Linked DNA regions of Homo sapiens: region 1 is linked to region 2. A link is a contact called in ENCODE Hi-C or POLR2A ChIA-PET data. All regions are on one chromosome and are shown on one strand. Each heading gives the region's core, a stretch centred on a gene start or an enhancer-like site at or near the end of the contact. The rest is flanking DNA. Distances are from core to core; before and after follow the strand shown.

The links. A loop is a pair of places that touch in the nucleus more often than their neighbours do. ChIA-PET counts read pairs that join two places held with the same protein, here RNA polymerase II (POLR2A). Pooled maps may share reads with other maps.
Region 1: a pooled map shows a loop between it and region 2 (1.9-fold over the local background). The contact joins two enhancer-like sites. A Hi-C loop is called at or near these places in 4 of 168 maps with a recorded cell type or tissue (CD4-positive, alpha-beta T cell, CD8-positive, alpha-beta T cell, GM13977 and 1 more), 1 of 37 single-sample maps with no recorded cell type and 13 of 50 pooled maps. POLR2A ChIA-PET finds 5 or more read pairs at or near these places in 1 of 52 experiments (activated CD4-positive, alpha-beta T cell).

What each region holds. Positions count from the first base shown.
Region 1 is chr22:19,641,553-19,647,454 of GRCh38, reverse strand. No RefSeq gene overlaps it. Among named protein-coding and RNA genes, the nearest start is that of SEPTIN5, 70 kb to the left of the region's middle. Within about 2 kb of position 3,379, at least 2 of the 41 ENCODE cell types and tissues checked have a DNase peak (open chromatin) inside an H3K27ac peak, as active enhancers do.
Region 2 is chr22:19,389,404-19,395,929 of GRCh38, reverse strand. It overlaps HIRA (histone cell cycle regulator), which reads left to right. Exons shown (of 25, transcript NM_003325.4): 8 at 1,421-1,588; 9 at 3,716-3,829. Among named protein-coding and RNA genes, the nearest start is that of HIRA, 39 kb to the left of the region's middle. Within about 2 kb of position 5,074, at least 2 of the 41 ENCODE cell types and tissues checked have a DNase peak (open chromatin) inside an H3K27ac peak, as active enhancers do.

The sequences.
Region 1 (5,902 bases), core at 2,130-4,629, 250 kb before region 2:
TTGGTAAGACATCATTCTCATATTTTTTGTTAGTTCTTTAGACATAGTTCCTTTTAGTTCTTGAACATATTTAAAAGCAGTTCATTTAAGGTGTTTGTACGGTGAATCCAACAATCTGGGCTTTCTCATGGACAGTGTCTCATAATTTTTGTTGTTAAAAACTGATATTTTAAAATAATATAACATGGCAACTCTGGAAATCAGATTCCTGCACCCCCTCCTCCCCAGGGTTTGTTGCTGTTTGTTTGTTCAGTGACTTTCCTGGGCTAATTATGTAAAATTTGTATTTGTTTTTGTGTGTGGCTACTGAAGTCTCTATTCAGTTAGCTTAATGGGCAGCTAAATGACTGGACACAAATATTTTTAGATACCTGGAACCAGTATGTCTCTTAGCCTTTGCCGAGGGGCTCTGTGTATGGGTAGGGGCACACTTTTGACCCTCAGCCAAGCAGTTGGCAACTCCACCTTACTTTTTACTTCCCACTTCTGCAGAGCTTCAAGGTTAGCCAGAGGTGAGAGGTGAGGTTCTCCTGAGTATACACTCATCCCTGCACATGGCCTTCTAGATGCCCAAGAATGTGTCAGAGCTTGTCAAAGCCCCTATAGACATCTTGTTTCCCAGCTTTTCCTTTTAAATATCTGGGTTAGCTTGTTATTTGCTCCAACTGTTATACACCACCTCAGGCAACCATGATATACAACAATCACCTCTGGTTGTTTTCAACAAATGCTCCTAGGGAAACAGCTCTTTATACTGGGCATCCCCCAAGTCCGATCAAATAAAGAAAGTCTTGTGGGTGGGGTCTTTATGGAACCACCAGAGCGGTCAAATAATGACAATTCTGTGGAAATGGGGCTCCAACCCTCTCTACACCTTTCAGCAGCTGCCATATGTTCATTTTCACCATAGTGGTGGGCTGTTAGTCTCCAAGACCATTGTGGAGCTGAGGGGAGAATGATGAGAACAGTGCAGGCTAAAACATCACACAGAACAGGCACCGTGGCTCATACCTGTAATCCCAACATTTTGGGAGGCTGAAGCAGGAGGATTGCTGGAGGTCAGGAGATCTAGACCAGTCTGGGCAACATAGTGAGACCCCATCTCTATAATAAATTTAAAAATTAGCAAGTCGTGGTGGTTCACACCTGCAGTCCCAGCATTTTGGGAGGTTAAGGTGGGAGGATCCCTTGATCCCAGGAGTTCCAGGTTACGGCGAGCTATTATGGCACCGCTGTACTCCAGCCTGGGGGACAGAGCAATAACCTGTCTCAAAAAAAAACCCACAAAACACCACGAAGTCCATTGTTCTTATTGAAAGTCAGCTGTTTTTCTTGAATAAGCATTCCCTAAATTTCTGTGGGCCTTTGGTTAATTTCCAGAGTTTTGAAACAGCTGATTATGATGATTTTTTGCCAGCATTGTCGTCAAGTTTCTGGAGGAGAGAATTTCCAAAGGTCCTTAGTCCACCATTTAGCTGGTGTCACCTCTCCGGAGCCATTCCTTACTCTTGCTGAGACTCAACCTCTTGCAGTGAACTGGCGAAAAGTAAATGTTCAAGATCCTGAAGGGGCAGATCTACAGGTAGAAAGCAGATCGGGGTCTGCTTTGAGCCAGGGGTGGGGCAGAGAGTGGGGATTGCAAACAGGCACAAGAAAATGTTTTTTGGGTGATAGAAATGTTCTAAAACTGGACTGAGGGGATAGTGGCACGACTCTATAAATTTACTGAAACTCAATACAATGGGTGTATTTGGAGTTAAGTAAATAATACCTGAATAAAACTGTAAAAAAAAAAAAAAGTAAGTGTGGAAACCTACTCAGCCACAGGTCGTGGCATGGAGGGGCCTCTGTGGCACCTCCAACAGGCGAGCAGGAAGAAGTGCAAGGTGAGATGCCGTCAGACCACATGAATGTGTGTGCCCCCAGATGCCTGTGAAGGCAGCAGGAGGCTGTGGGACCGCTCACTGGGGTGGGAGTAAACTGGGAAAGATCTATGTGTGCCCAATTGCAGAGGCCCCTAGAGCAGCGGGGACAACAGGTCTGTGGCTCCAAACAAGTTCTGGGGCCCCCATATAAAAAGAGAGGCAAGGCCCTGGGAAAGAATGAAAACACTTTGAGTGAGGAAAGCTGCAGAGAAAGAGCCCTGGAGGGCATCATCTCAGAGAGGAAAGGGAGGTGCCCAGCCAGGGAGCGAGAGGCAGGAGCTCGAGAGGAGAGCTTAGAGTCAGGAGAGAGCTCCCTAAGGGAGGGAGCAATCAACACCAGTGCTGTGGAAAAACCTGCGAAGTAAGGGAAGGACTCAGGCTGCCCATGTGGCCCTTGGGGACCTAAGACAGAGCTCTGTGCGGTGGAGAGGGTGCGAGATTTGGGGGGGCATGGGGACATGGCCACGTGCTGAGGCACAGGAGGTGAGGCAGGAGGGGCAGGCTGATCAAGCGGCAGTTGGCTGTCAAGCTTGCCCTCTCTGGCAAGAGCATGCATAACTCTGACAGGAAGACACCCCTGGGGAGGGAGAGGTCCAGGCACTCCTCGCCAACCCCTCTGTGCTTTCAGCTTTTGGGTGTCCCGGTTACCTGCTTTCAGACTCGTTGCCTCACATAAAATGGGTCATGCTTTGCTGTCAGATGTCCAAGTCCAGCTTCTTTGTGCTTGGGTGATGAACCTTTCTGAGATGGTGATGGTGCTGTGTGTACATCAGACCCCTGATTAGATGTGGTCTCACCTCCCCTGCGTTGATGGAACAGCTTTGCTCAAGTCCCTGGTGGGCCAGGGGTCCAGCTGAGGGGCAAATGGTCTGCAAACTCTGAGGAGCTCAGTGACATCCTGGCCCCACTCCAGCCTGAGAGCCAGCGGTGGGGAGTGGGCTCACACCAGCTCAGGTGTCTGGAATCCCGGCTGCAGGCCATTTTGAGAGATCTGCCAGGGATGAGGAGAGGCCTCTCCTGAGATCCTCCCTCCCTTAGGACCCAGAGCAGGAGAGTGTCCTTGGGCACAGCCCTGCGGCAGAGGGCCTATGCTGACATTAGACCTATGCTGATGTCAGAGGGAGGCTGGACAGTGTGTGATGCTGGCTGGATTGGGGCCACAAGCCTGACTAGCTATTGCTCCACAGGTCTAGCAAAGCCCAGCCACACTGGGGACACAGGGTCTGCTGACATTGAGGTCCCGGCTGACATTGAGGTCCCCACCAAGATCACAGAGCTCCAGGTGTCTTCCAAGTGGCCGGGGAACCAGAAACACCATAACCGAGACACTGGATCTTCGCAGGCTAAAGGGAAACGTTCCCGTGTTATAATTGAGAATTTGGTTTAGATATAATGTCACTGAGTGGGGAAAGAAGGCACGTTTGCACAATAAATATACTTGTGCAATCAGCTATTCTTAAAATATAAGCCAATAAAAATAGCATCCTTATCTTACATCACACATGTGGCAGAAGGAAGAAGCCCATAATCAGAGGCTTGCATCTGCACCATCTATGGCACTTTTTCCAAAACAAGGCTGTACCCCCACCCGCCATCACCCGCCCCACCCTGGGGGCTGATGGGAAGATCTGGATGGACTGAGGCAGGCACTTATGGTTAGAAAAGCCCTCCTGGGAAATCTGATGCATACCCCTAACTGGGAACCACCGGATTTAAGAGCCAAATGTAATAAACCAAATACAGGGGAAAAACAGGAAAATGCTCCCTTTCCCTCAAATGTGCAAGCATCGTCTAAGCATAGGAGCAAAGGTGATGCCGTGAAGATAAGAAGCCAGAGGTCTGGCCATGGAAACCCATAGACGTGCAAAGGCCATGATAACATGCTGGAAGGCATATGACAAGGGAATTGAAGAGCTTTTGCACATCAGCCAGGAAGAGGTAAACATTCCAGTACAAAAATGGGCAAATGATAAGAAAAAGCAATTCACAAAAGACAATTACAAATAGCCAAGCAACAGGCAATGAGCACTCAGCCTCAGCAGGCAGCAAACAAATATACCTAGTTTTAAAGTGAGGTTTCAGGCAGCCGTATATGGGCCTATATAAAACTTATCTCCAAGCTTCAAAATTAAGTGAAAAAGGCTGGGCGTGGTGGCTCACACCTGTAATCCCAGCACTTTGGGAGGCCAAGATGAGCGAATCCCTTGAGCCTAGGAGTTTGAGACCAGCCTGGCCAACATGGCTAAATGCCATCTCTACAAAAAATACAAAATTAGCCTGGCATGGTGGCGCCCACCTGTGGTCCCAGCTACTAGGGAGGCTGAGGTGGGAGGATCTCTTGAGCCCAGGAGGTCGAGGCTGCAGTGAGCCTGCAGTCCAGCCTGGGTGACATAATGAGACACTGTCTCACAATAAAATAAAGTGAGGTTTCATTTTTGGCCGATCACAATGGCAAAGTCTCTTTCCAAAGGGTATGTGTGGTGGCCTGTGGCCAAGGCCTGTGCCTCCAGCAGGGCCCAGAGCACTTCCAGGAGCCCCTCCTTGATCCAGGATTCTCCTCCAGTCATTTATCGTTTAGGAATTTCAATAATTGAGTACAGCCATCTTGTTCCAAGATGTTCCCAATATTATGTATACCAGGAAAGAAGAAAGAAACAAGAATATATGACTAACCACCAGAGAACAGTTAAATCCATTTCAGCATCTAATGGAATGAAGGCAGTTACTGGTAACTGTATTTTAGGAGATGATTGAATAATATGAAAAATCCTTTTAAAGGGATGAAAACAAGGATCAAAACTAAATATAGAATATTTCCACTTAAAATATGCACTTATATCTGTTTACCAAAATCCAGGAAAATTTGTTAATGCTTGAACAATGATCACTGTGGCTTGGTGGGGGCACCAGGTAATTTTAATTTTCTTCTGTATACTTTTCTATGGTTTCTGAATTTTCTGAAATTATTACACTATGACTACAGTCAGTAAAAAGTATTATTAAAAGGATCGTTGTAGTCTTTCCCCAGGGCTCCCGGTGTGCGAGCCACGTTTCCTTAGCCTGGTTGTTCTTGGCACATCTGTTCCCAAAAGGAGGTGGGCACAGCTGGTCAAGGCCAACATGGGGCCCACTTCCTCGGTCCCATTGCTCCCTTAGGAGGCAGACGGTGCTTGGTCCATGCAGTTCTGCAGTCACACCCTACACGCCTGCCACATCGGCCACAGGTAACCACGCATGGGTGCTGAAGGAAGACCTGGCACCGCTGCTGCGTGGGCACTGCAGGATGGCGTGGAGCGGGCCCAGGCGGGCCTGGACAAACCCTGCTCTTGGGCGCATCTGTGGCCTGAGAAAGGGGGCAGCAGCTGGGCTCCAAGCGGTCAGTGCCAACACCAGGACAGCCCCATGCATGGCACGCACTCTGATGTCATTAAAAACAGAGGAAGCCCGAAAGAGCCCTGCACACACGCTCACCAGTGTCTCACAGTCCTCGCCCAGGAATCCCACGGTGCCTCACAGTGGACACGCCCTTACCTGGCCAATGCTGCCCCCCTGCCCCCTCCCCCACCTCTTCTCCTTCCCTTCGTCTTCCCCTCTCACCTTTCCCTCCCTCCCCTCCTCCCTCCTCTCCTTCTCCACCTTCCCCCTCCACCCCTCTCAGACCCACTGGACTGCAGCCACCACACAGCCAGATGCTGTACTGCGTGGAGAGCAGGTACCTCCACTCCGAGGACATGCTCTAAAGTAGCAGTCCCCAACCTTCTTGGCACCAGGGACCGGTTTCGTGGAAGACAATTTTTCCACCGATGGGGTTGGGTGGGGGATAGTTTCGGGGTGAAATTGTTCCACCTCTGATCATCAGACATTAGATTCCCGGAAGGAGCGCACCACCTGGATCCCTCACATGCGCAGTTCACGATAGAGTTTGCCTCCCATGAGCATGGAATGCCCAGCTGATCCGACAGGGGGCGGAGCTCGGC
Region 2 (6,526 bases), core at 3,825-6,324:
CCGTTATTTGAGTTCTGATTTCAAATGGAATGAGAGCTCAAGATCACCATTGTTCATTAGACATTTATTAAGTGTCTACTGTATAGAAGGCAATAACTGGGCACAGGGAAATAAAAGTGGATTGAGATGGAGTCTCTCCTCTTGAAGCTTAAAGCCCCATAGGAAAGACAGGCATTCCCATTAGTTGCATGATAATGGAGTTGTCCAGAGTGCAGAAACAGCCCAGGAGAGGTGAGTGCATCAGGAAAGACTTCACAGAGCGAGGGACACATGAGGGAAGGTTTGCAGGAAGAGCACGCATTTGCCCACTGGTCAGGATGGCTGCAAAAGTAAAGTGATAGTCATATGTTCAGTTCTTCCCGCACAACACCAGCTCCTGGGCTAGGTATATGAGTACTGGTTTTTACCTTACTTAGTCTTGCCCTAAGGAGCTTTTGCTCCTTCTGGAGTTCCTCAGGGCTCTGACTGCCAGGCAGTGGGGTCCCATGAGGTGGACTCCTAGGGACGGCTTTAGGAGTGTCTTGAGTACCAGCAGGAGGTGGTAGTACTCTTCAGCCTCTACTGGGTGGGCCCATCCTTCCAGGTAGGGGGTGGTTCTGTCACCTAGGCTGAGAGCTGAGGTGGGTGATTTCACTATACTCAGGCTCTGGTTTGTCATGTCCTGCTCTAGAGCTGTGAGGTCATGATCTTAACCCTTAAGTCTTTAGAGCTGCCCTGGGCCCACCTTGAGCTTCAAGGAGCTGGCTCTGGACCCATGTCATCTCTTTTTGCAGGAGGGATAATGTGGAGGGATGCTCTGCCTCAGCCCCCAGTCCAGACTGGGGGAGCAGTGCCTTTCTACTGTTCCTTTTATAGTTTATAAGGATGTTACAAACCTCTTCTCCCTTGCGGGTATCCTCACCACCCTTTGGGTGAGGCAACAGGCTCAAGAGAGTAGGTGGTGCCTCACAGTCATCAGCTACATTACAGACACAGGCTTCTGCCAGGCTCCTGGGTTAAAAAGGGCTTTTTCTCCACCAGAGTATATCTTGAGGATGCTGTGCAGATGCCATGCTGTGGGTTAACAGGTGCTACACAGAAGAATTGGGTCAGTGGCCAGAGAGATTTGGCCCATGCAGAGGCTATGGTTCAAACAGGTAGCCTTCCTGCAGATCTCCTCAGGGCATACACTTCTGTACTATATTTCTTTGTTCAGCTCCTCTGGGGGAGTGTAGGATGCTGCAGTTTCCAAATTCATTTCACAGAGCCCTTTTTGGTTGGGCCATCTGGTGAGACAGAAGCTGTCAGTGTAGCCAGAAGCTTGGGGTGCATGCTCCACCATCACACATTTATAAATTGAAGTTTAACTTTATCCTCGAGGCCAGAGTTTTGGTCACAAAGGTGGCCTTGAGCTCCTTTCAAGTGCAGATGCTTCTTTCAGTGTGGAGGAACGACCCATGTGTTGCGGCTCAGCTGGTCACCTGATGGGCATTACCTGGTGTCTGCCCATGCCATGAACAACTCAGGCCCCACTGCCCAGATCATCGAACGGGAGGGATGGAAGACCAACATGGACTTTGTTGGGCACCGGAAAGCTGTGACTGTCGTGGTGAGTGCCCAGGGAACTAAAGGGAGATGGGCTCCAAGATTCAGCAAATATTAATTCTTGGTTTATTTTGAATAGTTATACTTAAATATTTAAAAGCTAATTTTACAAAATAGAGTATGTACTTGGTTGATTTATTGGCAAACTTTACATGTGAACATCACCAAAATCAGTCTTGGGTTAGGAACATCGTAGCTCCACATCAGCCTTTTACACACTCAGGTATGCTTGGGGTGCCCAAGCACGGTGCCACCCTCACCTGGCTCCAGTGAATACAGGTACAATTCTGGTATACCCACCAAGCACTGTGCTTGTCCCCACACCTGGCAGCATCAACCACAGGTGCAAGGCCATGCCATGGATCACTGAGTTGGGAGCTGCTGCCAGATCTTGCTGCGGCAGGTGAAGAGCTCAGAGGCGTGAACTGCTGTCAGTCCTTAGGCATGAGAGTTGTCTGGCCACTCGTCTTATGCTTCTCCATGACTTTAATTAAATAGTGTCCTGACAGAGCCCAAGGCAAGCTGTTAAGTAGTTGCGAATAATCTGTGAGAACCAGGATTTTCTCAACACTGGGCAGCCAAATAAAATAAACAGATTGGTGGACTAAGGTTGATAAAAGTGAAGGATCATCCAAGACCCTGATGAAAATAGACTCACTTTTGCCCGTGTTTAAATAGATAATAAGTATCGGCCGGACACGGTGGCTCATGCCTGTAATCCCAGCACTTTGGGAGGCTGTGGTGGGCGGATCATGAGGTCAGGAGGTCAAGACCAGCCTGACCAACATGATGAAACCCCGTCTCTACTGAAAATACAAAAATTAGCTGGGCATGGTGTCATGCGCCTGTAATCCCAGCCACTCAGGAGGCCGAGGCAAGAGAATCACTTGAACCCGGGAGGCGGAGGTTGCAGTGAGCTGAGATTGCGCCACCGTACTCCAGCCTGGGCGACAGAGCGAGACTCCGTCTCAAAAATAAAAATAAAAAAAGATAATAAGTATCATATATTGTACCTTAAAACACAAATTTTATATGAATAAAATATTACTTATTAAATTTTTTTGTTTTGGAGTTCATGTAGGGTTTTGTTTGAACCAGAGCTTTGTTGCTAAAGTCTTTGGAAATCAGTGCTTCATGGTTAGTGCTCTACGTGATTCTCCCATGCAGTCCTCACAACCACTTTATTAGCAGCTCTGGGAGATCACGACGCCTGCCTATGGCTCACAGAGCTCCTAAGGCCCTGCAGCCTCATTGGTGTTAGAGACAGCAAGCCCAGGGACACGCCTCTGAGTTCCATCTTCTCCAGTCTCTGTGCACCCCGGCCATTCCTGCCTGCCCTCTGGAATTAAAACATCTCTAGGCTACCTGACACCAGGCTTTCAGGAACCCTCCTTCTTCTGCCCTCAGTTGTCCTAGGTTGGGGATTCCCAGAGCGCCCACCCCTTTAAATCCAGGAGGGTGTCTGGGAGCTCAGTGAGTGCTTTCATCCTTTGCAGAAACAAAGACAAGTTACTCTCGGGGTAGTTCCCTGGACTAAGCAGCCAACCAAGCACCTTTGTGTGATATTGCCATGGTCACTGGCCCAGGGAGATCACAAATGACTCTCTGACTGAGCAGATCTCTGCTAGACGGTTATGACTGAACAACAAATGCAGTGAGGCAATAAGGAATTCAGAGATTCACACCCCTCCTGCCCATCCCCTTGGCCTCCCTTAGGAGATAGGGAGTGAGTAGGTCTTTGTTTCTGAAGCCCCCTTGCAGGCTCAGCTTTTCTGCAGGTCCTAGGGCTGGCCCTGCCTGGCCAGAGGGAATTGAGAAGGCTAGTTTCAGTAGCTACGCATCCCTTCTACTTGGCAAGCTCCAGAAATGGAGAGTTTGGTAGCTCTAGTTTCAAATCTGCATTTCCCAGCTTACTCATTTGGTGCCTCCGCACATACTTTCTGACCTCCCTAAGCTTCCTTTCCATCATCAGCCAGATGCCTCATAGGTGGTCGGGAAGATGAAATGCATGCTCAGTGCCTGGGCTCAGAGAATGTCTGTGGGAGACTCCCTTCAGTGGGCTGGGACTTGGGCACAGGGGACATGCCTGATGCTTGATTAATTATTTTTAACATCTGTTATTTGGCTTTAGAAATTCAACCCAAAAATCTTCAAAAAGAAGCAGAAGAATGGGAGTTCTGCGAAGCCTAGCTGCCCGTACTGCTGCTGTGCTGTTGGCAGCAAGGACCGCTCGCTTTCTGTCTGGGTGAGCCTGCTATCCTGAGCTTTTGTTGCAGGACGGGAGGTGTAGGTTGGTAAAGTAGCAAGTGGAGGAAAGAGACCTGCTTTGGGTGATGCTAAGAGTGTATTTCTATTCTGCACCTGGGGTCAGCCCCTCCTTGGAAGCTCACAGGCTCTCCTGCTCTCCCAGAAGGAAGTGCTGAAGACTGGGTCTGTGCCCAGCCAGGAGAGGCCACCTTGACCCCCACCTAGACCAGCTCTTGTGTCCAGACTCAGGCAGCACCCTCAGTGGTCAATGCCATGAGCAGCATGTTGGGCTTGCTTCCTATTAGAAAAATCTTTATATGGCTGGGCGCGGTGGCTCACGCCTGTAATCCCAGCACTTTAGGAGGCCGAGGTGGGCGGATCACAAGGTCAGGAGTTCGAGACCATCCTGGCTAACACAGTGAAACCCCGTCTCTACTAAAAATACAAAAAATTAGCTGGGCGTGGTGGTGGGCGCCTGTAGTCCCAGCTACTCGGGAGGCTGAGACGGAGAATGGCGTGAACCTGGGAGGCAGAGCTTGCAGTGAGCTGAGACCGCGCCACTGCACTCCAGCCTGGGCAACAGAGCGAGACTCCGTCTCAAAAAAAAAAAAAAAAGAAAAAGAAAAATCTTTATATAAAGTGTATTCACCTGAAAGGTACAGTTTGGTGAGTTGTCATACATGTTTACACACCAGTGTCATCACTGCCTAGAGCACTCCTTTTTGTCCCTTTGTCCCTCCCCAGTCAAGACCTCCCTCACCACCAAAGCAACCACTCTAATGGCCTCTGTTACACTGATGAGTTTTGCCTGCTCTTGAACTTCATATAAATGCAATTGTGTGGTACTTGCTTCTTTGTGTCTTCATTTCTTTTGCTTGGCACAGTGTTTTTGAGATTCGTGTATGTTGCTGCACTTAACAGTATTTTATTCCTTATAATTTCGGTGTAGCATTCCACTGTATGAATACACCACAATTTGTTTATACAGTCTCCTGTTGATGGACATTAAGATTGTTCCAGTTTTGAGATATTATGACTAAAGCTGATATGAACATTCTTGTATAAGTCTTTATGTGGATGTACGTTTTCATTTATGAGTACATACCTATGAGTAGAGTTCTAAAATTAAAAAAAAAAACAAAAAAATAGTACCAAGTGTCAGCAAGGACATGATAAGCTGGAACTGATACATTGCTGACACGTGTTGCTGACAGGTGTTTACGCTGGCATGAGCACTTGGGAAAACTGTCTGGCAGTTTCTACCACAGCTAAGCATATGACCTAGAGCACTTCCACTCCTAGGCATACAACCAAGACAGATAAGTGCTTATGTCCACAGAAAAAGACACACAGAAAGCTGACGCCTCTATTAGTCCATTTCACCCCTGGGTGATGCTGTGATGGGTAAGGTTGTGAGCCTAGTACTCCTCACTCGCTGGATCCCCTGAGATGAGGCGATGTCTTCAGCTTCTTTTTTTTTTTTTTTTTTTTTTTTTTGAGACAGAGTCTCCCTCTATTGCCCAGCAGGCTGGAGTGCAGTGGTGCAATCTTGGCTTCTTGAGTCACTGCAACCTCTGCCTCCTGGGTTCGAGCGAGATTCTCCTGCCTCAGCCTCCTGAATAGCTGGGATTACAGGCCACCACACCCGGTTAATTTTTTTGTAATTTTAGTAAAGATGGGGTTTCACCATGTTGTCCAGGCTGGTCACAAACTCCTGACCTCAGGTGATCCGCCCGCCTTGGCCTCCCAAAGTACTGGGATTACAGGTGTGAGCCACCACACCCAGCCCGATGTGTCTTCAGTTTCATTGTTCCCCTCACCTTCCTAACTCAGTGCCCTCTACAGAGCAGGTTCTCAGCAGATATACTCAATGGTAGTTGGCGAGTGAGAACCCAAGGGTAAGAACTGTGGCGGTTTCTAAGTGAGGGCTCCTGAAGGGTTAAGTTTCTCACTGCCAGGGGCTGGTGTGCTGTGACCTGACTGTGTGGTAAGAGACACCTCCGCATGCAGTGCAGGGAGCAGTCTTGGTGCTGAGCATCAAGGTGCCAATATATTTAAAGTTTGATAAAGCAAAGTGCACACACATTAATTTTTTTTTTTTTTCATTTTGTAAAAAAGTGTCCCTATAAGCAGAGCAAGTTGGAAGTTCTGGGTTTGAAGGTTATCCTCTGGCTGCATTTATTAGTTTGGTATAGAGAAATATATTACTGTGTGCGTTGTGATTTTTTTTTTTTTTTTTAGGCCAAGTATTCACTTAACACCCATTCTGGAACCTGAACCACAGTACCACAGATTGCCGTTCAGGGGACCTTCCCTGTTTCCTCCCAGCCAGAGGCCCTGTTTGTGGCGCTGCAACCAAAACATCACTGACTGTGATGCCCATATTTCTTAGAATGCTCAGGTTAGGCAGTCACACGGCCTGTAGATTTCTGAGGGGTCTGTAGGCACATTTATGAGAGGAGGGACAAGGCAGCTTTTTCTAGAAGTGGAATTAAGGTGGAGGCGAGATTCTTAATGTGGGTTCCAGATCGTTCAGACTTCAGCCCCCTCTCCACCACTAGGGTAGACACAGCTTCTCCTTCCCCACATAGCAGTCTCAGGCTGCACTGGGACGCTCAGCCCCACAGCCTCCCAGAAGCTGCAGCAGCACCTATGGGAGCCCACCATCCCGTGAGGAAGTGTGTTTCTTCCCTGC